Linked DNA regions of Homo sapiens: region 1 is linked to region 2. The links are chromatin loops, found by intact Hi-C in ENCODE. Cell type or tissue: heart right ventricle. All regions are shown on one strand. Links, peaks and the distances in the headings refer to the core of each region. The heading gives the core; the rest is flanking DNA.

The links. Peaks named below come from ENCODE experiments on the same cell type or tissue, not always from the same donor. Only the 100,000 strongest peaks of a DNase experiment are listed, where the experiment ranks them.
Region 1: it touches region 2 in a loop (2.5-fold over the local background); 1 of 110 quality-filtered maps calls a loop at or near these places.

Annotation. Positions count from the first base shown.
Region 1 is chr7:51,130,506-51,141,429 of GRCh38, forward strand. It overlaps COBL (cordon-bleu WH2 repeat protein), which reads right to left. Exons shown (of 13, transcript NM_015198.5): 6 at 5,653-5,826. Among named protein-coding and RNA genes, the nearest start is that of COBL, 180 kb to the right of the region's middle. RefSeq lists a silencer at 54-275. In heart right ventricle, for the core only: no CTCF peak of the experiment used is centred there; no DNase peak of the experiment used is centred there; H3K27ac peaks cover 2,673 bases.
Region 2 is chr7:50,723,329-50,734,252 of GRCh38, forward strand. GRB10 (growth factor receptor bound protein 10) reads right to left here. Exons shown (of 19, transcript NM_001350814.2): 4 at 8,944-9,040. The coding sequence starts at 8,994. Among named protein-coding and RNA genes, the nearest start is that of GRB10, 54 kb to the right of the region's middle. RefSeq lists an enhancer at 3,011-3,180. In heart right ventricle, for the core only: no CTCF peak of the experiment used is centred there; DNase peaks (open chromatin) are centred at 5,153, 6,523 and 7,653; H3K27ac peaks cover 4,412 bases.

The DNA of each region.
Region 1 (10,924 bases), core at 1,943-6,942, 410 kb after region 2:
CTCACAGAGATGGGAAATAAGAATGCTCATTTTAATAAGCAAAAAATATCAGGCCTAAATGCAGAGAGGACACTTGAGTCTGGCATCCATTGGCCAAGTGGTCTGCAGCCCAGCTCTCAGGGCCTTCCCAGTACAGGGGCTGCCAGGACCTGCCTCCCCCTGGGTGTCCTCTCTGCGGAACAGGATCAAGAACACACCAGAGTGACTGATGATGATCAAATGGACACTTCAGTTCTTGATGAAACGTGTCTTTGGGAGTCTGGTCAGCATAGTTTTATCACTTCCTGTATTATTCTAGTTACCAGATCCAGGAAATGGAACTTCAAGTAATAATGCTTTCCATTAAATGTCTAACATACACAGATCGTCCTCAGTCTTCACACAGTGTGAAATACTATCTTTTTATGTATACACTGTGCTGAGATATTAGAGTAATAAATACCAATTCATGCTTTCAAGTGCAAGGCCTTGTGCATAGCAGTTATTCAATATTCATTGAATACACAAGCAAATTTTTCATAGAAAAGTCTATTTTGGGTTATACTAATAACTGATCATAACACAGCCTCCATCATCACTTATTTTAATGGCCAACCATCACTAGCAATTTCAGTCCCAATGCAATAATCTTGAGATCACAGAGAAACAGACTTCTCAAGTTGGAATTTTATAGTGTTGAACATAATAAAAGCAATAATTCAAATAATAGTGAAAAAAGAAAGCTGGAATAACTTTAAAATATTTTTGAATTACTTGTCAATTACAATAAAAATGGATTTATAGTTGTATCTGCACAAAAGTAAGCATATAACTGTATATTGACTGAATAAATGAATAACTATGTATTATATATTTGTGGATAATGAAAACTAAAATTAGATAACACAGATTAGTAAACTTCCACAAGTTACTTATTTTTAATCACTTAAATGAAATACCAAAAAAGTTTTAAAAACCTGCTCTGTAACATGCCAGGTATTATACAAAGAAAGATGCCAGCAAGAATAATATAGAGTATTGTGTCAATCTTTAATAGGTAAACTGAGTCCCCTACACAAGGGTGTCTTGACAGTAATTGATTCTTCTTCTTTTTTTTTTTTTTTTCTGAAATGGAGTTTCACTCTTTCGCCCAGGCTAGAGTGCAGTGGCACGATCTCGGCCCACTGCAACCCCCACCTTCCAGTTTCAAGTGATTCTCCCGCCTCAGCCTCCCAAGCAGCTGGGATTACAGGCATCCGCCACCACGCCCAGCTAATTTTTGTATTTTTAGTAGGGATGAGGTTTCACCATGTTGGCTGGGCTTAACTCAAACTCCTGACCTTGTGATCTGCCCACCTTGGCCTCCCAAAGTGCTGGGATTACAGGCATGAGCCACCATGCCCGGTGATTTTTCTTCTTAAACAGAAGCTATCAGGACTGAAAGGGATGAGCAACTCTCTTCTCTAGAATCCTCAGAAGGTATGGAATAGTGAGTAGGGTGTTTGTAGTTTGTGGCTGAGAAGGGAAAATACCACCAACAGAGGAGAGGATGCTGGTATTGTTTAACAGAATGAACCTGCTGCAGCGCCTTGGTGATTTTTTAATTGTACATTTGGTATTTGCAGCAACAGCAAATTTGATTTTTAAATATAATCTGCTACTTGGTTAACACAGAACCCCGGCTGGGGCCATGGACCCTTCATTCCCTCTGCCCAGCCCTCCCTGCTTTAGGCATGCTGGCTACTTCTGTCCCCCACTGCACTGTGGCCAGCTCTCATCTCCCAGCTTTATGCAGAGCACACACCTAAGGACACAAGGCACAGAGAAGGGTGATCTCATCCAAGCTCCCATTTCTACTGCTGGCCAAGCTGGGATCGGAACCCAGGCAAATGCCATGAGATCTATGTCTGATCACTACAGCAATCACTGGCTAGTGCTGTTCTTACTGTTCCCATTTTACAGAGGAAACTGAGGACTGGAGATAAGCAGAGGGATGCCCACCCAGGCATCTGTGTTGACAGCCCCTACTCACAATCTTAATCCTGGCTCAAGAGCAGAACAAGTGAGGAAACCATGAGCAAATAAGAGGAAAACAAACTCTCCTTCGGGATGGGTTACTAAAGACTTGGTGTGTTAGTCAGTCTGTGTTGCTCTAAAGAAACACCTGAGACTGGGTAATTTACAAAGAAAAAGGGTTTAATTGGCTCATGGTTCCATAGACTGTACGGGAAGCAGATGCCAGCATCTGCTCACCTTCTGGTGAGGCCTCAGGAAGCTTTTACTCATGGTGAAAGGCAAAGGCGGATTAGGCATGTCACATGGTGAGAGAGGGAGCAAGGACGGAGGGGCTGCCACACACTTTTAAACAATCAGATCTCAGGTAAACTACCAGAGAGAGAACTCACTCATCCCCATGGGGATGGCACCAAGCCATTCATGAGGGATCCATCTCCATGACCCAAACACCTCCCACCAGGCCCCACCTCCAACTGGGATCACATTTCAACATGAGATTTGGAGGGGACAAACATCCAAACCATATCACTCAGTATAGGAAGGGGGCTCTAACCCAAATGCAAGAGCAGCGAGCAAGAATTCCAGCAGCTGCCTAGGGTCCAGGACAAAGGGAGAGTTCACCGTCTCTACACAGCACGATGGTGAGAGGACAGTGTGGGCCCCAGGAGATGAAGCAGGAAGAAAATCCTGTGCAGAACAGACAATTCGTCTGTCCTCCCAGATGAGGGTTCCCTGGGTCCCAGTGAGAAGGAGTGGACGCTACTGATGTGTTTTAACACATAACTTTAGGCCTAAGCTAACTTTATGGAAAACTGCATATAATTATTATTCTACAGCACAGATGGATTCATTTTGAGGTAACTTTCCTACTGAAGAATCTCTTAGCAGATCTGTTGCCTTTGAGTAGTCAAAATTCAGAGCCAGCAGCTGAGGGAGGTAGTTTGCTATGAAGGGGTGGTTCTCAAAGTGGGGTTCACCGGAGCGGCAGCACTTAAGATGCAAATGTTCAGGCCCCATCCAGACCTACTGAATCAGCGCTCAGGTGGGGCCCAGGAAAATGTGTTTTAACAAGCCCTTTGGGTGATCTGATGCCCGCTCAAGTCTCAGAAATCCTGAGAGCATAAGGTGCCTTAATGTGTACAATCAATCATTCTGGTCTGAAGTTTCCACATAATAAAAGCTGCATTCACAGTACTGTGGGAAGAGCCATGGGATCTGAGAAGAGCATTCGGTCACCTCCAGGCTCTAACACCTCTGGGAAAACCTCTTCAAAAAATACCTTTAGAAATAATAAACACACATGATCAAATTATGAATACATAATCAGGTGACAAATACTAACTATGGTTACAAATTTTAGAAAATTTTCAGATGAACTGGAGGATGGCTAATATTATCCCACCGTTAGGACTTGAAGAAGCAAATATTGAATTTTTTAAACTAGTTGATACAAAATAATATTTTAAAATATACAAATGTAGGCATTCTCATTTTCTTACAAACTAGTCATGTCCCTGAAAATGAACCTTTCCTCCTTGTTCAGGACACTGGTGTTAGTAACAGTTGCATATAAATAAGGCTTCCCAAACAAACATCTTATCTTTATATGGAAGGAAGTTCATGAAGAAGGAATTGACGTTCTTCCCCAACAACGACGACAATACATTTTTGGGTTCCTTTTCCAGAAATTAGTAAATAACAAAATACCTTTCAGTTTAAAAAAGCATGTTCATAGCAAATGCTTAAATCTAATCCATATGCCACTCATATGCTTAAAAAGGAAGATGGTTTCCATGAGCCAATTTCTCCACGCATTCTGTGCCAAATAAAACAGATTTCAGCAAAAAGCTTTTACTGCCTCAGAGGAAACTCTGTTCATTCTACAGGGTATAAAGTACTATTTATTTTTCATTCAGAATTCCCAATTCTCTACTTACTGCACATTTTCCCACTCAAGCAGGCTTTATCCACTGTGGGTAAGCACATTAAATGCAGAAAAATACAACATCTCTTCTGGGTGGAAGAAATTTTTAAAATGCTGGTACAGTTCACCATCTACATTTTATCGCATTAACAAAATACAATTCTTATTAAAAGAAAAAAGCTGACATAATATTGATCCTGGAAGTCATACTTTTTATTACTAACTAAAGAAACCTATCCTAAGCCAAAGCAAAAAGATATTCCCAGGGGCATGTAGCTGGGAAAGGCCAATGCTATCAATATGGTCTGCATATTATAAAAAAGTTCAGAATCTACATCCAAGCAAATTAATGAGACACACTGCAGAAAATCAGAAGAAATAGCTTTGTGTTTTCCATTTGCATCATCTTATCATGGATGCATACAACAAAAAGGTACCATTTGTGCCTAAATTTATTTTTATGAAAACACAGCTAATATATCATGAAGAACTCAAAATAAGTCAGTTACATTAGGATATATGTATACATTCCTTTTTTTTTTATTTTTTATTTTTGAGACAGAGTTTCTCTCTTGTCACCCAGGCTAGAGTGCAGTGGCGTGATCTTGGCTCACTGCAACCTCTGCCTCCTGGGTTCAAGCAATTCTCCTGCCTCAGCCTTCTGAGTAGCTGGGACAATAGGCGTGCACCACCATGCCTGGCTAATTTTGTATTTTTAGTAGAGACGGGATTTCACCATGTTGGCCATGGTTGGTCTTGAACTCCTGACCTCAGGTGATCCTCCTGCCTTGGCCTCCCAAAGCGCCGGGATTACAGGCGTGAGCTACTGCACCCGGCCTAGAAAATATTTAAGAGATGCAAAAATAAAAATATTTTCTTTGAAAATGTGTTCCACTACAGGCTTTTCAGATAGATTTTTAGGGATATGAAGGACTAAGGATGGAAGCAGGATGGTCTCTGAGACCCAGGGATAAAGAACAACCATGAAGGAACAGAGATGGATGACCAGAGGACCGACTTGCAAAAATAGATGGACAGACGGACATACCTGGACAGAACGACAAGCAGGCTGATAAGGAAATTACATGACATGTCAGGACCCCGCCATTTGGTATCTGCTGCTATAACTTTTTATCAAGATCCAGGGACCAAGCCTCACATTCAGGAGGCACAGACTTAGTTTTTAGGGTATTTTGAGAGCAAATGAGCAAAAAGGGGCTTTGAACCTAAAGACTAGCAGGGGCGTGACACTCTCAAACTATGCAACTGGGCTAGGCCACATGACACATGCGGCAAGAGTTAGGAAATAAAGTTCTGCCACAGAATGAATGGACTCTGAATTTGCTTTCTGTAAATGTTGGCATTTGTGGCATGCTGCCTCCACAGGAAGCTGGGATGCAGTCAGTCAGAAAAATCTCAGTCCAGGGAAGAAGACTGCATCCTTATCTTTACAGCTGCATGGTGGATCTGACATATTAGGGTATGTGGGGAGCAGGACTGGGCTGCTGGGTGTATCCTGACTGCCTTGGGGAACTCAGCTTCTCAGAGTTAAAATCATGAGCCCTTCCTGGCATCTTGCCTTTACTTTTAAATAAAGCTTAAATACTTGCCCCCAACACTCCAGTCGCTACAGCCACAAACATGAAGGATTACTGTGTTCCCAGGGAGCTTTGGAACAATCAACTGTGTCACTGAAAAGATGCTTTGGTTGTGAGAACAGCCCACTGCCCTACCTTTTCCGATGCCTTGTCTTGCACAGGTGGCCCTGAACCTGGAGGAGGAGGGGCTCGGCGCTTCTTCATCTCCGACTTCACGGACACCCCTGAGATGCTGCCCAGCGAGAGGGATGGACCCAGCGTAAGAGAACGTGAGTGCATGGATGGGGAGTTGGGGGTCGTTAAACAGCCCTGTTGGGGAAGAGACAAACAGAAAACCAAATCAGTATGAGATGACTTCTCCCCGTATGAATGCTCACATGAAGACAAAGTTCCAATCCGTCCACCTGAGCTTGAACGGCAGCTGTTTCTACAGTCAGCTTGAATGGTCTGAGCAAGCCCTGCCTGTAGCTTTCCAGGGAAAACTGGAGAAGATGCTGCAGGACAGACTCATGCTGTGAGGCTCCCTTTCTTAATCATGAAGGCCATGGCAGACTCTTTAAGCCATTAAGAGAACACTTAGCAGCTAGAATCATTTAAACTTCTTGACCAACCTGCAGGTGTGAACTGGCCTCCTTAAAACTTTAACCCATTGTCAGAATGAGCTCTTAGACACTAAAAAGAGGAAGGAACTGATCAAGAAATACATCTTCATGAGGAAGACACCAACAGTCTTGGTCATCTTGGGAAGTACTCCACTTGTTGCCAGGAGGGGGCTTATGTTTCTTCTAATTTTCAGAAGTTATGAAAACTGACAATGTGGTATAAGCAGTATGCTGTGAAGACTGTCTAGGACCATCAGTACCGTACTTAGTGACAGATACCCAATAAGCTGAAAGAAATACAAGCCAACACACTAATTGCTCTCAAGGGACAATTTCTACACCAGGCGGAGCAGGCTACAGGACACACAAACTTTTTGAATCTTTTTTCTCCCTAAGGTCTGCTTAATAGAATCATGTAAGTGCTAGTGCAGAAAGCATTCGGGGAACCAGCAGAACCAGCACTCTAACTTCAAACTGAAAACAAGATGGTACCATGCTGTGTCCTGGTGCCTCTTCTCTCCTAGCCCTGGCAGATCTTCCACCTGTTACCATGGACACAGTCAACACTGAGAGCCAATGCAGTATAGGGGTTAAGCCCACAGACCTTGGAGACACTACCTGGGTTTGATTCCTTCTTTTGACCTTAGACGAGGTATTTTTTGGTGTCAGGAGTAAGATACAAACCTTGGGCAAATTTTTAATTTCTCCCTACCCCAGTTTATCTCCTGTAAAACTGGGGTAAATAATAGTTCCTGCATTACAAAGCTATCATGTGAATCAAATGAGTGACTGGATGTAAAAGAGCTTGAAAGAGTTCTTGGCACATTGGCTGGGTGTGGTCATGCTCACCTTTAGTGCTAGCTACTTGGGATGCTAAGGTGGGAGGATCTCTTGAGCCTGAGTTTGAGGCTGTAGTGAGCCATGCTGGTGTCATTGGAAGACAGAGTGAGATCCCACTTCTTTAAAAAAAAAAAAAGGAGTTCTTGGCACAAAGTAAGTACCCAATATGTGTTAGCTATTATGATTATTACACTTGCTTGTTTGTATCTTTGTCTCCCATTAAGATGTGAACTCAATGAAGACAGTAATTATCACTGATTTTTACTGAGAACTGTATGTAATCCCAGCTCCAAACAGTTCCTGGTAGGTGGAGGGCCCTTCAGTCAACCTTCCTGAGACAATGAATAGACAGATGACCCTCTGGGTCACTATGCTTTCATATTTTACATAATAAGCTTGTGGGTAAGATTTCATTTGAACAACTAGTTCTCCATATTTAAAATGAAGATATAAAGGAAATCCATCATATTAAACAATAGCCCAGTATTATTTGTGCTCAGACACAAATGCTGTTGCTCTACCAGTTATACTATCATTTGTTTTCCTGAAAAAAAATTGAGTCACAGATTTTCTTGTGCTTAAATATTAAAGCCAAAGGACAAAGCACTCCATGAAGGCTGCTTTTTACGCCATTAGTGCTTCCCTGCAGACACTGAATATCAACGATGCCCGATGCTTTGGCTATCAGGTGCAGAGTTCCCATAGGAAACAGGTGACGGTGATATAACAGAAAAGAAACTAACACCCAGAACACTCGTCAATGCCTATTTAGGCTCCTACAGAAAAATGTAAATTGTTCCCTTGAGTCCTTGAGTTCTGCAGCCATCATAGTCATTACTAAGCAAATAAGCCATGCAAAATAAACTCTGCCTTACATCCACCTCCATGGCAACAGGGAGGACTCAGGGAGATGCAACTCAAGATTTATTTAACCCTGCAGGATCTAGAAGACTAAATGAAGCACAGGAAGCAAACCAGAGAAGGGATTTTGCTATTCACAGTTCTGGAGCTGGAAAGGTGTTTTGCTGGATGGCTGGTTTGTACAAACACCCCCAGATCCAGGGGGAATGCAAACCCCATCTTTCCTCATCAGTAGTCACTTAGCATATGGCCAGAGCATGGACACTGGGACCTTCCACACTGTTCTGTTTCCTCATCCATAACGTCTGCTGACAGTGACTGCACATGCACACACTCACGCACATGTGCACACACTCACAAACGTGCACTCACACATGTGAACACACATTTTGGAGGATGCTTAAAGCTGTGGTAGTCAAAGAACTACACACCTGTACCCATGCCACCTGCTATCTCTAAAGCACACATGCCCCATCTGACGTCCCAGAAACACGATGTCCATGGCAGTGCATTCCACAACCACATATCTAATTGCTTGTCTTCATTCCACCCTGTCTAGACATGGAACTCCCAGTTCCTCTTGTCCTCGGTCCTCACCACAACTATGCCTGCCTGACTGATCAATCAATACTGCTGTGAATCCACCTCTGTCCTGTAAGTGCCCTGAGCACTTAAGGAAGGTCTGTGCAGAATACTCCCTTAAAAGAACTTTACAGCCCCCTTCCATTTCATATTGATTTCAGGTTTTAATTCATAATTTTTTTTGCTGTCATAAGCATCCTGGACATTTTGCATTATCTATTTTTTAAGGTAAGGAATGGGAATAGACCCCATAAAGTAGGTACATCCCCATCTTTAAAATGGGGAAAAATCCATTTCCTTCAAAGTTGTTACAAGCATTAAATGAAGTAATTTAGATAAAGCACATTAGAAGTGTCTAATATATGTGGTTTCCTTCTTCTCTGATACCTATTTTGGGTGGCCATGACCTCATGAGGGCCACACTGAGATGACCTTGAATGGCAGAAAGTCAGAAGGCGGAAGTGCACCCCATCCCAGTCCTCCTAGAAGTTCTGATATTGATTATCTTCAGACAATGGGCTCCTCATGAGGCCTTCATCTGTGACTCTGGAACTTAACTGAATTTCAATAGAACAGATGATTTTTCTCCCCTAATTTGCTCTACACAATTAACAAATATCTCTTCCCACCTCCCACAATGCTCCCAAGGAGGTCGATTGCAGGGTCCAGTGGTCCTGAGCCACCAGACCCTCTTCTCAGTTCTGCTACTCAACAGTGTTTCTCAACCTTCAACCCATGGGAAGCCAAAAACTTTATGTTGTCCAGCGAATACTTGTGCTTCATTTCTATCTTCTTTCCCTACTTTTGGAATTTGTGCGCAGAATTTAGAAAGCAATCCACAGAATAATGTGGGAGGAAAACATTGTGAAGTATTGAGTCCTTTAAAGTCCTGACTCATATCAATACGAAGTCAAAGGGAAAACCAAGAGCTTAATGCATGCAGTCTGGAGTCAAAACAGCTTGGCCCCCCCTATTATCCCAGTTTCCTTGGTTGTCTCCTGCTACAAAGTGGCAAAGTTCATGAGGGACAGGCCACTGCTTGCCTGCAAGAGAGGTTTGATTTCCTGTCCAAGCTTGTCAATATATACATGTTTTTAATATCAAGTTCTTTTTTTGTAGGGAAGTGAGTCATAGCTCTCACCAAAGGTTGGCACCAAAATCCACAGATGTTGGCAGTCATGATCTTATCAAATTTTCTCAGGAGTTGCAAGTGCAACCAGATAAATCATTAAGAAAAAGCAATGAATAACAGAAAAGAAAACTAAGCAAACAGAACCTTCTATCTCAGGCTTCATGGGACTTAGGTTGGTGGGATTTAAACTTCCTCCAGGCCAGCTGCTGTCATTCAATGGATAGTCGAATTCAATGGCGCCCACCAAAGACAATGCAAAACTCTCTGTGTCCATGTCACCACACCACTGATAGCCAATTAACTCCTTACATTCAGTGTAAAACATCAGTGATTTGACTCTCATACGCGCATCTGGGGAGAGAAGACAGGAAGAAGAGGAAGCTAACCGTTTCCAGATCTGAGTGCCAGCTCAAAATAAAACCAGTATCATCTGCCACAAGTGCTTTTGACATGGGTCCTAATTTTAAATTTACACACACACAAACATTTATGTATGCATGGGTGTGTGTGTGCGTATATATATATGTACATATTTGATTGCTTCTGTTTAAAATGTACTCATCTCAGCAAAGCTTATTTTCCTTTTATTTGACTTTCATTGTGACGACAAAACACTACTCCACTGACAGGGACAAGGAGCTATGCAGATCTAGCACCAGGCAGCAGGGGCACGGCCCTGACAGCACAAGTGCCCCATAGAACCTGATAGGGCACTGAGAGTGCAGGGTGTTCCTGGAATACTTTCAGGGCTCACAGGTACCGCAGAGAACACGTTGTCTCCCTCGCTCATTGACTTATAATTGATCAGAGATCAGTACCAGACAAGAAGCTGAGCATGTTCAACGTAAACATCCCTATTTCGAGTCAGCACAGACTGCCATGGTCCATTTCCCTTTGCCAAAATTCTTGAAGATATCCTCACAGAGCTGCCTCACGAGCACACCCATCACACAGCCTAAGATGGATCAATCTGTTCATACAACAAAAAGGGGCTTGGTGTACTTCAACCCCTTACTGTACTGCACAATACACTTCCAGGGACAAACAGGAGATGCTGTACCTGAAATCTTTCTGTTTAAATCGATTTAAAAAAAAAAAAAGAGAAATGGTCATTTTGTTTCCATTTCTCAAAGGTGTCCATCCTACAAATACAATTATACCTTGACTCATTTAATCAAGTCTACTAAAAGCCTGAGTAGATCTTTTGACATGGCTATTGAGGAATTCAGATGTTGATTTCTGTTTCAAGGTTAAGGGATATGTTTTGGTTACAATAAGTATACTCTGAGCTGGCAATCAACAATCCTCTCAGCAGAGGCTCTTCTAAATGGGATCAGATCCTCTTAGAAGGACATGATGTTTGCTGTTTTGATGGTGAGAAAAACTGAGG
Region 2 (10,924 bases), core at 3,608-8,607:
CCTTTAAGCCCCGGCTATGTCTTACACACTTCTGTATTCCCAGAATGGGCAACCACAAAGAAACTGCCAATCATTTCCTCATTGTCCAAAGAACGAAATGTTCTAATGTTGTTTGGTCCCATCTTACAAATTAGCTGGGTTTCAGCTGAGGTCTGGAAATGAAGGATGAACCCCTCAGCCAGTACCCCAGAGCCTGCTAAACCAGAGTCTGGGGGCAAAGGAAGACGATGAAGGGTTTTTAGCGATCCAGCCCCTTGGATCCCAGGAGCAAAGGCCCTGTTCAGGGTTCCAGCGAAGTGCCCCTGGTCAACTGGGATTTCCTAAGGCCCCACTAGTTGGGTGGTCCCTGGAGGCTCTCATTTCATAACAGTGCAGGTATAACTGTCAGCCTCACACGCCTGAAGCGGTACTGGGATTCAAACCTGGGGCCTGCATGCCTCCTGGGCTGGCTCACCTCCCGCTGGCCACATGACCCTCCAAAACGGTGTAGACTCTTGATGGAGAAAAGACTAGAACAGCTGCTCAAGGCAAACAGACATAGGAAGGTGGGAGGTAGGTCACACTGAGAGCTACAGAGGGACCCACAGGCACCCTCCAACCTTCACGCCCTAGTGCAGTGGCAAGGAGCTGGTTAAGGACGGTTAGCAAAAGCACAGCGGAGTCACATCAGGCCTATAGGGAAGAGTGGACAACACAGTGGGAGGGCACAGATGCTGTCCCCCATGATCCGCCACTGGCTGGAGGCAGTGGACTCGCACGTTCCAGCAGCGCCTGAGGAAATCTCACCATGCACAAATGACACACCAAGGCCACAATGGGTCATAAACGCAAAGCTTCAACTTTGCAAACTGGAGCTGCCAAGGACAGAAAAACCACAGGCATGACTGTGATATCCTGAGATAGCCAAGACTAGTGCTTCAGGAGCCACCTGCGGGGAAGAAGCAGTTTTTGCTGTCCCTGTCAACCTGTCAAGCACGGATACTTCACAACTCACATAGCAATGAATTGCCAGAAAGTAAAATAAAACAAAAATACGATACACACCCACATTTTTATTCTTAAGTTCAACATTCAAATTGCTATAAAATCTCTAAACACATTTTCTCAATGTCTCTACTTATCATGAACTGGAAATAAACACGACCTGGGACACAGCAGTGGGTGCATGAAGAGACCTTCCTTCAAAAAAGTCAACATTGTGCTACAATGAGGGATGGGAGGATGGGTCCTGAAGGGAGAGCGTGAGCCGCCCAGCTCTGAGCTGGTCAGTCTCATCTGAAGTGTTGATTAGTTCTGGTCCTTCCCCTTGAAGAGGGCTAGGCAAGACAGGAGAAAGGAAACAGGAAAAAGTGCCACAAACCCCGACAAAGGAAGGATGCCTGAAGGAGCTGGGGGCTGGCTGGGTAATGACACATAACTTCAAACGCAGAGAGACGGAAGTGATTTGCTCTGCGTTACTGACAAGGCCAGAAGGGAGCACAGTCAATGTTACAGGAGGCCCATCTTCTGACCACAGATAAACAGCCTGTCCCTGAGGGTCATGAGTTCCCTTCCCTTTGGTAATCAAGTAATATGACTCTGTGCAAAGAAAACAGTTGAATCAAGGATTCATGCTCCAACCAGGTACGCCATGATGCCTTTCCAAGTCTGCGTGCGCTTGATACTGCCATCTCTCCTGGAAAAACACTCCCGGCAAGGTAGCTGTGCCTGCTGCCTGCTCTGCTGGTTACCTGCCTGCTGCCTGCCCTACCTGCTGTAATGGCGACTGATATGGTTTGCATTTGTATCCCCGCCCAAAATCTCATGTCCATCCCCAAGGTTGGAGGAGGAGCCTGGTGGTAGGTGACGGGATCACAGGGGCAGATGTCCCCCTTGCTATTCTCATGACAGTAAGTTGCCACGAGACCTGGTTGTTGGAAAGTGTGTAGCACCTCCCCTTTTGTGCTCTTTTCCTCCTGCTCCAGCCACGTAAGACTTGCCAGCTTCCCCTTTGCTTCTGCCATGATTTTAAGTTTCCTGAGGCCTTCCAGCCATGCTTCCTGTACAGGCTGCGGAACTATGAGTCAATTAAACCTCATTTCTTTATAAATTACCCAGTCCCAGGCAGTTCTTTATAAGCGGTGTGAGTGTGGACGAATACAGTGACACACACACAGCAGGTAAGTTTTGGTTTTTGTAGGTCTAGTAGAAACTTTGACACTTTACAACAGAAAAGGCAACCATCTGGTCTCATAAGTAAAACAAAAACAAAGACTTTGATAAGTGATTTCACAGTAGCTTCTGGGCAGATAGATGGCAAAGGGAAAGTTGATTACTAACATTGAACTTTCATGGGATGGAAAATTAAAAGAACACAAATATTTCTGTGGGGATTTAACCCCCATGATAAGTAGGAGGAAAACAGAAGTGGGATATAGGTATCCCTGATTAGATATGTCCTTCTAAAAGGCAGTGCAAAGTCATAGACCAATATTGTGTTCTGCTCCTCCACTGCTTATGAAATCTTATGAAAAAGATAATCAACTCTAGCACCCCCAATCAAATAGATATCTGCACAGCCAAGCACACGGTGCCAAGGAAAAACCAGACAGTGGAATGGTTAAGGACATAGGCTTCAGGCTTGACCCCGTACGCCTGATCCCTGATCTATCCCATTACAAGCTGTGTGACCTTGGGCAACTTACCAATATCTGCAAGCCCTGGTTTCCTGGAAAAAAGAAATAGAAAAAATAACACATCCAGAATATTTGCCACAGTACCAGAGAGAGGATAAAAATAACACAGGCTGGGTGCAGTGGCTCACCCCTATCTATAATCCCAGACCTTTGGGAGGCAGAGATGGGCAGACTACTTGAGACCAGAAGTTCAAGACCAGCCTGGCCAACATGGCGAAACCCCATCTCTGCTAAAAATACAAAAATTAGCCAGGTGTGATGGTGCATGCCTATAATTCCAGGTACTCGGGAGGCTGAGGCAGGACAATCGCTTGAACCCGGGAGGTGGGGGTTGCAGTGAGCTGAGATTGGGCCACTGCATTCCAGCCTAGGTGACAGAGTGAGACTCTGTCTCAAAAAAAACAAAAAACAAAAATAATACATAGAAAATATGTGATAAATATAGTTGTTTATATTATTCAAAAAAAATCAGACTTTAAGCCCATACTTGAGGATGATGATGTTTGAGAAGATTTAGGCATTAAAAAGAAAAGCACTGAGAATAAATATATACATATTTATGTATTTTTATTTCCATTTATTTACTTATCTGTCATATTTCATTGATTTTAAGACATGCCCCACTCCCCATTTTAACATTTTAAAAATGCAAACACCTTACGATCAGCACACATGACACATTTAGGGACAATACATAATAATCTTTATTTCAACTGAAAAGCTGTTGTTAAAACTGACTTATGGCATTTCATGATCAAAGAAATTCAATAAGTCCAAAATTGCAGGATACAAATTCTATGTTTTATTATAATAATTCTGAGGAGGAGATTTTGGCATTTGGACAAAAACTTGTTCTCCTCAGTCTCACCAACATTAAACATAAACACACTTCACAGAGACGAATGTACCTCTGTTACTCAGTAGGAGAGATGGTCTTTTTCTGCTTTGATAATCTCATCTGCAAAGGGGAGAACATGAAGGTCCCCACCGCGTAGCATTGGCAGGAGAGAAAATCCAAGTAAAGTCCTCAGCATGATGACCAGCATATAGTAAAAACCTCAGTTTTCTCATTTATAAAATGGGTATCATGAAGGTACCCAATTCACAGAGTCGGTGGAAGGCTGAAGACAAGGGAAGTAAACAGGAAGAGCTTAATCTTTTCCCCACTGCCAGCCTCTGAGTGGTCAGCTTGCAGGCTGTCGAATATGTTAGTTTTACAGTTCTAGCAGGAAATGACATGGGATGGGGGATTAATCACCCTCCCCTCTACTTGTCTGCACAAAGCACACCACTGACAGCATCCCAGGTCATGGTGGCCCATGGTTGGTTGTTGTACCTGTCTGTCTCCCTCCAGGGCTGGGAGCTCCCTGCAGGCAGGGTTGACATCTTGTTCACCTGGTACCCTAATACCCAGCCATGGTCTGCCAATCAACTGTTCATAAAATGGTAAGCGAACAAACAAATTAGTCAAAGTTACTTAGAACATTTAAAGAATAGAGTTTTCAACTGATTCTGTTAGTTACAGAAAGTGTAAACTATTTACTAATATGTAATTAACTACCTAGGATTTAAATAAATAAAGCCAGTTAACAGCAATTTGCCAGATCAATGAAAAGTATTTTCCCAAACCAAATGCCATCTATTTGTTTTAAGTGAATATTCACATGATTTTAAAGACTTAAAAAGATTATAATCTCAAATTTACATAAGTATCGCACAAATCACTTAAAAAAAAAAAACTTACATTCTTAAAAATAATTCTACACTCTAAAACAAAAAAATCACATACCAGCTCATCCAAACAGTGGCTCACATTTAACAGGGTCTTTTGTGTGCTAAACACAATGCCAAAGTTTATATAAGTGTCTTCCAATTTTCACAATGACGCTGAAAACAGAAGAAATGTGGAGAATTTAAACACCATGCCTAAAGCCATGCAGGTGAATAGTAGTCAACACACTGCCTGTTTTACCTCACAAAATATCTCCATAACATAGCTGCTGTTCCTAAGTTCAGAATCATAACCTTAAATGACTTGGAAAACCATTTTAGGTAAATGTCCTATCAGCTGGAACAGTCAAATAAAATTTAAAGAGAGACATTTCAAATGATCTTCGTAACTTCCCACCTCAAGGGTTAAGAGTGGCAGGTACTATCAACAAATTTCTTAAAGAAAATGTAGTCTAATAAAATGTTCTTTAGCCAAAGTATGGGGGGGGGGTGTAGTACTTAAAAATGAAAAACTACAGAATCACTCTTTCACTAAAAATAATAATAATAATAACAACAGTGACAGACTTTGGGAATGGAATTCATTTCCAGGAACTGAGCCCAAATCAACTCTCGGAGATGATGTCATCTTTCAGCTCCTCCACGCACTGCCAAAAGATTAAGGAATCTAGGGCACCCAACAGAAAATCCAAAGCTGTATGTGATCAGCAGATGAAGTCTCATCTGAGGACTGTTTCTAACCCAGAAAATGGGGAGGAGATGAGCTGATACAAGGAGGCCCCCTTGAGCCTCTGTCCATCCAAAAAGGTTCATTCTAGCAGTCAGTGTCCCAGAAAAAACTTTCTTCTGTAAAGGGTCAAACACTACCCAACTCTGCTGATGGGGCTTGGAAGCAGCCACAGACAATACAAAACCCAATGGCCAAGTTCCAATAAAACTTTAATTTTATTTTTTGAGACCGGGTCTTGCTCTGTCGCCCAGGCTGGAATGCAGTGGCACGATCTTGGCTCACTGCAACCTCCACCTCCTGGGTTCAAGCAATTCTCCTGCCTCAGCTTCCTGAGTAGCTGGGATAACAGGTGTGCGCCACCACGCCTGACTAATTTTTGTATTTTCAATAGAGACAGGGTATCCCCATGTTGGCCAAGCTGGTCTCGAACTCCTGGCCTCAAGTGGTCCACCCGCCTCTGCCTCCCAAAGTGCTGGGATTACAGGCGTGAGCCACCAAGACCAGCCTCCAATAAAACTTTATCTGCAAAAGCAGATTGCAGTTCGTCAAGCCCTGCACTAGAAGAGTAGGTTCCCCGCCTGAAGCTTCAGGGACACAGCACTGAAATGGAACCACAACACACATCTTGTGGTGTCCTGGGGCTGGACAGCGTGTATGTGCACTAATGCTGTTGCCATTATCTCCACCAAAAGCTGAGGCTCTGCAGGGCAGGATGGCAAGGAGAGTTTCTAAGATGGCTCATTTCTAAGCATGATTGTTTTTAATTCAGAAATCAGAAAACTATGAAAATAAAAACATTGCTTTTGGAAATTCAACAGTAAATTTAATCACCTACATAAAATTCACATGCAAGTTGTTTCATTTCTAATGCTCAGTTCAACATTGTGTACGGAAGTTTGTAGCCAAGCACATTTTATTTCCTATTTTGCATTTTTCTGAAAGATAATAAATGTTGCTTTTATTTACCATAATTTTGTCATAGGTGCATAATTCCTTCTTCAAAAGCCTGGAGGCTGGACATGGTTAAGAATTAAGAGTTTTGGGGAATGGAGAATGATAACACAGTGTCCACATCAATGAACACAGATGTGCAGGGCCCAGAGGGAGCTCCATAAACCCCATCCCACTTCCCAGGCAGACCCTGTGTTCGGCAAAGCTCTGGACTCTGCCGTGGCATAATAAATGAGGAAATTTCTTGCTTCAGACCTTTTGATTTTAAAAATGGCAGACAATGAGCTATAGGACCCTACTAACGGAGCCCCCCCCGAAGACCAAGGCAGCCGGCCCTCTCTCCCCCCGTTGTCCCATTTTATTTGCTTCAGAATTAGTATCATTATTCACAGCTATCTCACTTGCCAGTTGTTCCATGTCTGTCTCCTCCACTGGAATCCAGGAGCCCCAAAGATCTGTCTGCCGAGCTCAAAGCTGGCTCCCTAGCCCAAAACATGTGCCTGGTACCTGGCTGGTGCTCTATCAAAGAATTAAAGATCACAGCCCTTGACTCAGCTTCTAAAGGATGACCAGGCGCCGGGTAATTTAGACATATTTCCTCTAATCCCTGCTACAACCCAGATACCACTAACCCTTTTCTACCAAAACTTCGGTATGGAAACTGCGGTAGGGAAAGTTGCAGGATTTCTCCAAGGTCAGAGAATTATGATGTGTCACATTCTAAAGGAAAAACTTAAGTCTTAAAAGTGAAGTGGGTCATCCCCAACCTTGCCAGAACCCCTCCCCAACTGCTGCCCTCCAACAGCAGGATGATTAAATGCATACAGTAATTTTGGTGCTTCTGTGCATATTTTAAAAATCACATCAGTGACTCACGGACTGAACCATCTATCTAATCCAAGCCACTGCTGCAAGTGAACAGCTAGAATTAGAAAATTATTTGTATGTTGAAGGTTTTAAGAATAAATTTTTCTCTATAAAACTCTGGAGATTTATCTAATTATTATAATATAATTACGACTGCTCAAGACTGGAACCCATTGTAAATCATCCCATATTCTGAGAAATTCTGGAACTGTCATCTTATTTTCCAGGAACAAGGGACATATGCCGCCAAGTCTTGCTGTCAAATTTTTTAAAGAGTAAGACAGTGCTTTCAAATGGCCCTGAGAAGCAATGAGTATTTCCTCAAAGCATGACAGCACATAGCAGGGAAAGCCCACCCTTCCTTCCTGACTTCCTGGCTCCAGGAAAGCAGCCTGGGGCATCGGTGACTACAAACACCTAACAAGGCCATCAAGGGAGGAACTGACACAGCTTGTAAGTCTGCCACTTCTGTAGGTACCAGCAGGAAACTGGAAATGCCAGGAAGGGAAGGGAAGCTGACAGAACCTCTGTGGCCATTATCTGGCCCTAAAAGCCTATTCTATACCCAGCCGAGGACAGCACTACGAAAATGACCTCAAGAGAGACTTTCCCTTGGGGATGTTCTTTGAGCTCACTGACTGCACTCTCTTGGGACTGAGTAGGAAGTGGCAGGCAGGGGTGAAGGGTGCAGTCGGGCCCGGACAACTAGCTAACACTAACTGGCCACACGAGAACTGGACTTGTGACCTGTGGGTGCAGCACAGAGCTTTAATCAATGGGGGGAGGCAACCACAGCCTCTTTAAGAACAAGAAGACAATTATGCAGAGGGAGAGGCAGATGCCTGTTCCAGAGCTCACAAACTACACAGACTCAGGGGTCACCACCAAACTTTGCAGTTCGCTAAGGTTTTAATCCTCTTTTCTGGCTTGTAACCAATTTTGGCTTTGTGTCACATTCGACGATTAGAATGAACGGTATTCCTAATCTTCAGCCTTTCTTCGAAGGCTTGCTTCACTTAGATACCAAAAAAAAAAAAAAAATGTTCAAAGGCATCTTTTTGCAGCCATAATGCTGTAGGCAATTTCTCATCACAGTAGCTAAAAAGAGACTTCACAGACTAAGAGAGAAAATAAGTTCAAAGAAGTGCAAAAAGCTGACCACAGCCTGAACATATAAAAGGACTTCCAAACCTAGGACTGCTCCAGCCGAAAAGTCACAGGCCTGGGAGAGATGGTGTAAGTACTTCCAATGACAAATCACGAGTAAGGATGAACCAGGATTCGCGAATCAAATCTAAAGAACCAAAGACCATCCCCTAACAATGAATCTGTCTACACCAAGTGAAAGTTCAAATAAAATCTGTTTCAGAAGATGAAGGGAACTTGCAGATGAAACTGTTCTAGCAGCCCATGAAGAAGAGCTAGAGAAAGTGAAGGAACAGAAATGAACTTGTTCTCCCACAAAATTCCACCTAGGGCTCTCAGGAAAGGAAAGAGCCAATCTGTGGAGAGGACTCCCTCTAGAACATCTGTTAAGACACCAAGCCCTTTCTCCTTCCCACTCCCTCACGCGTGAGCACATGTGTCCAGGTGAATGTCCCGACAACCACCATCACTGCAGAACCCGTCATCAGGAGTGTCTGGCCCGACCCAGAAGGTGAAAAACACAGTGAGTGCTTGCTTCATTCCAAACACGGAAGCCCGGCTCTCAGGGGGCAACTCTGTACTACAACCAAACTCTTTTAGAAAAGTACGCACAGTCAAACGGGAATATGACCACGCTATCTTACAAGGCAAAGCAAGACACAGAAGACCGAGGCAGAAAGGGCAGTGGGCCTCTGCACCATGGGACTTGTCACCAGCCCCTGCTCCAGCGTGTCCTAGTGACCTGAGAGCTACAGAAACGATCCATGGCTGCTGGCGACATGTGTGCCCTGGCCCTCGACCAGCACCATCGGGCCAGGATCAGATATATGTGCTCGCCCATACCTGGTAGTACGGATGGTGCAAAAAGGAATCTGGGCAGCCGGCTAAAGCCATGGGTTCCTTCTGCCTTCTTCAAATTACATTTACTGCGCTGCAGCACCTGGAATAAAGACAGACTGTGAGAAGCCAAGCCAGAAAAAAAAAAAAAAATCCACTACTTATGGCTGGTTCAAGTGTGACATGTCTGAATGGGCAGCTCTTGGTCTTAGCTTGTAGGTTCAGTAAGGACACTTGCTCGGGGCACCAGCTTTTTGCTGACATGCAGAGATGGTCCCCAACTATGGTGCCCTGAGAGGTCATCTGTGAGGTCAAAAGTCTGTGGGGTAGAAGGGTGCCCAGAGTGGTGAGGGTGACATCAGACCCTCTAAATTTAACTCACACATTCCCAGCACTCTCCTGCACTGCCTCACCCTTCTTCCCTATACCATCTATTAACACCCTGCAAACTTCATCAAGCTTTCGCAAATAGGGATTCAGACAAATTCCAAAGAAGCCCAGAAGGGGTTGTGTGTGTGTGTTTGGGGACAGGACCACAGAACATCATTTGAGTGAACACTAGCTCCACAAGCCATAGAACAAATCGGAATTCTCAGTGGACATCCAACCTGACAAACTCATTACATACTCTCCCCTGTGGGCCACGGCACCTAGTACCGAATAAAATGAGGGATATTAATTCTAACAATCAGAATAACAACAACAAAAATCAAGACAAGACCCTGTTATGGGATGAACTGTATCCTCCCAAAGTTCCTAAGCTGCAGCCCTAACTCCTAGTACCTCAGAATGTGACTGTATTTGGAAGGAGGGTCTTTAAACACGTCACTAAGTTAAAATGAGATGATGAGGGTGGGCCCTAATCCAATACAAGCGGTGTTTTTGTAAGAAGAGAATATTAGAACACAGACTTGTACAGAGAGAAGACCATGTCAGGACACCTTGAGAAAATGAACATCTGCAAGCCAAGGAGAGAGGCCTCAGGAGAAACCAAATCGGCCGATACCTTTGATCATGGACTTCCAATATCCAGACTGCGGGAAATGGATTTCTGCTATTTAAGTCCCCTCGCCCCCTCCCCAGTCTGTGGCACTTTGTTATGACAGCCTTACTAAACTAACACAGACCCAAAATATAAAATCACTAGGGAATTCTCATCACAGCTAAAAGGAACAGAAGCATCCCAGATCTGTAAAATTTACTACCAACCATGTTTTCTGCAAGAGTTTCTCTAGAATCCCTCAAATCACCAAAGAACGCCCCAGAACACTTTGCTGGGGCTGAAAGGAAGCAGTCAATAGCAGTGGAAGTACTGGCACAATGAAGGGAGCAGGTCCATGACCTGGCTCAGACGTCCCCAACCTACTCAGTGAGAACTGTGCCCGCATCCACCCTTCACCTCTGCCATGATCAGCAGCCCCAAGGCCTCAGCCTTCTCCGGCTCACAGTCAGCCTGTCCTCGGGGTAGCTGGTGTTACACGTCAACAGTCCAGGCTCTAATTCCCAGTCACTTAGTCAAACACCAGTCTGGCTATTGCCATGAAGGTATTCTGTAGGTGTGGTTAATGTCTACAGTTACTTGGCTTAAAGGAAATGACCCTTAACAGAGGCATTACCCAATCCACAGAAGGCCTTGAGAGCAAACACTGAGATTTCCTAGAGAAACAAGAATTTAGCTTAAGACTGTAGCAAACTCCTGCTTGAGTTTCCAGCCTGCCTGCTCTGCAGATTTCAAACTTGCAAGTTCCTTAAAATAAATCTTTATATATTGAATACATATGAATATAAATATTTATATATTTAAACATATATTTATTTATTTTCATACACATATCGGTTTGGGTTCACTGGACAGGCCGTCACCCCTAGCCGTTGAGGTGGATCAGTGCCCCAAATCATTTGCTGCCAGATCGCAGGACCATGCCTGGATGTCTCCTGCGGGCAGCCAGGCGGCCTCTGCCTTCCACACCAGCAAACACACTCTTGT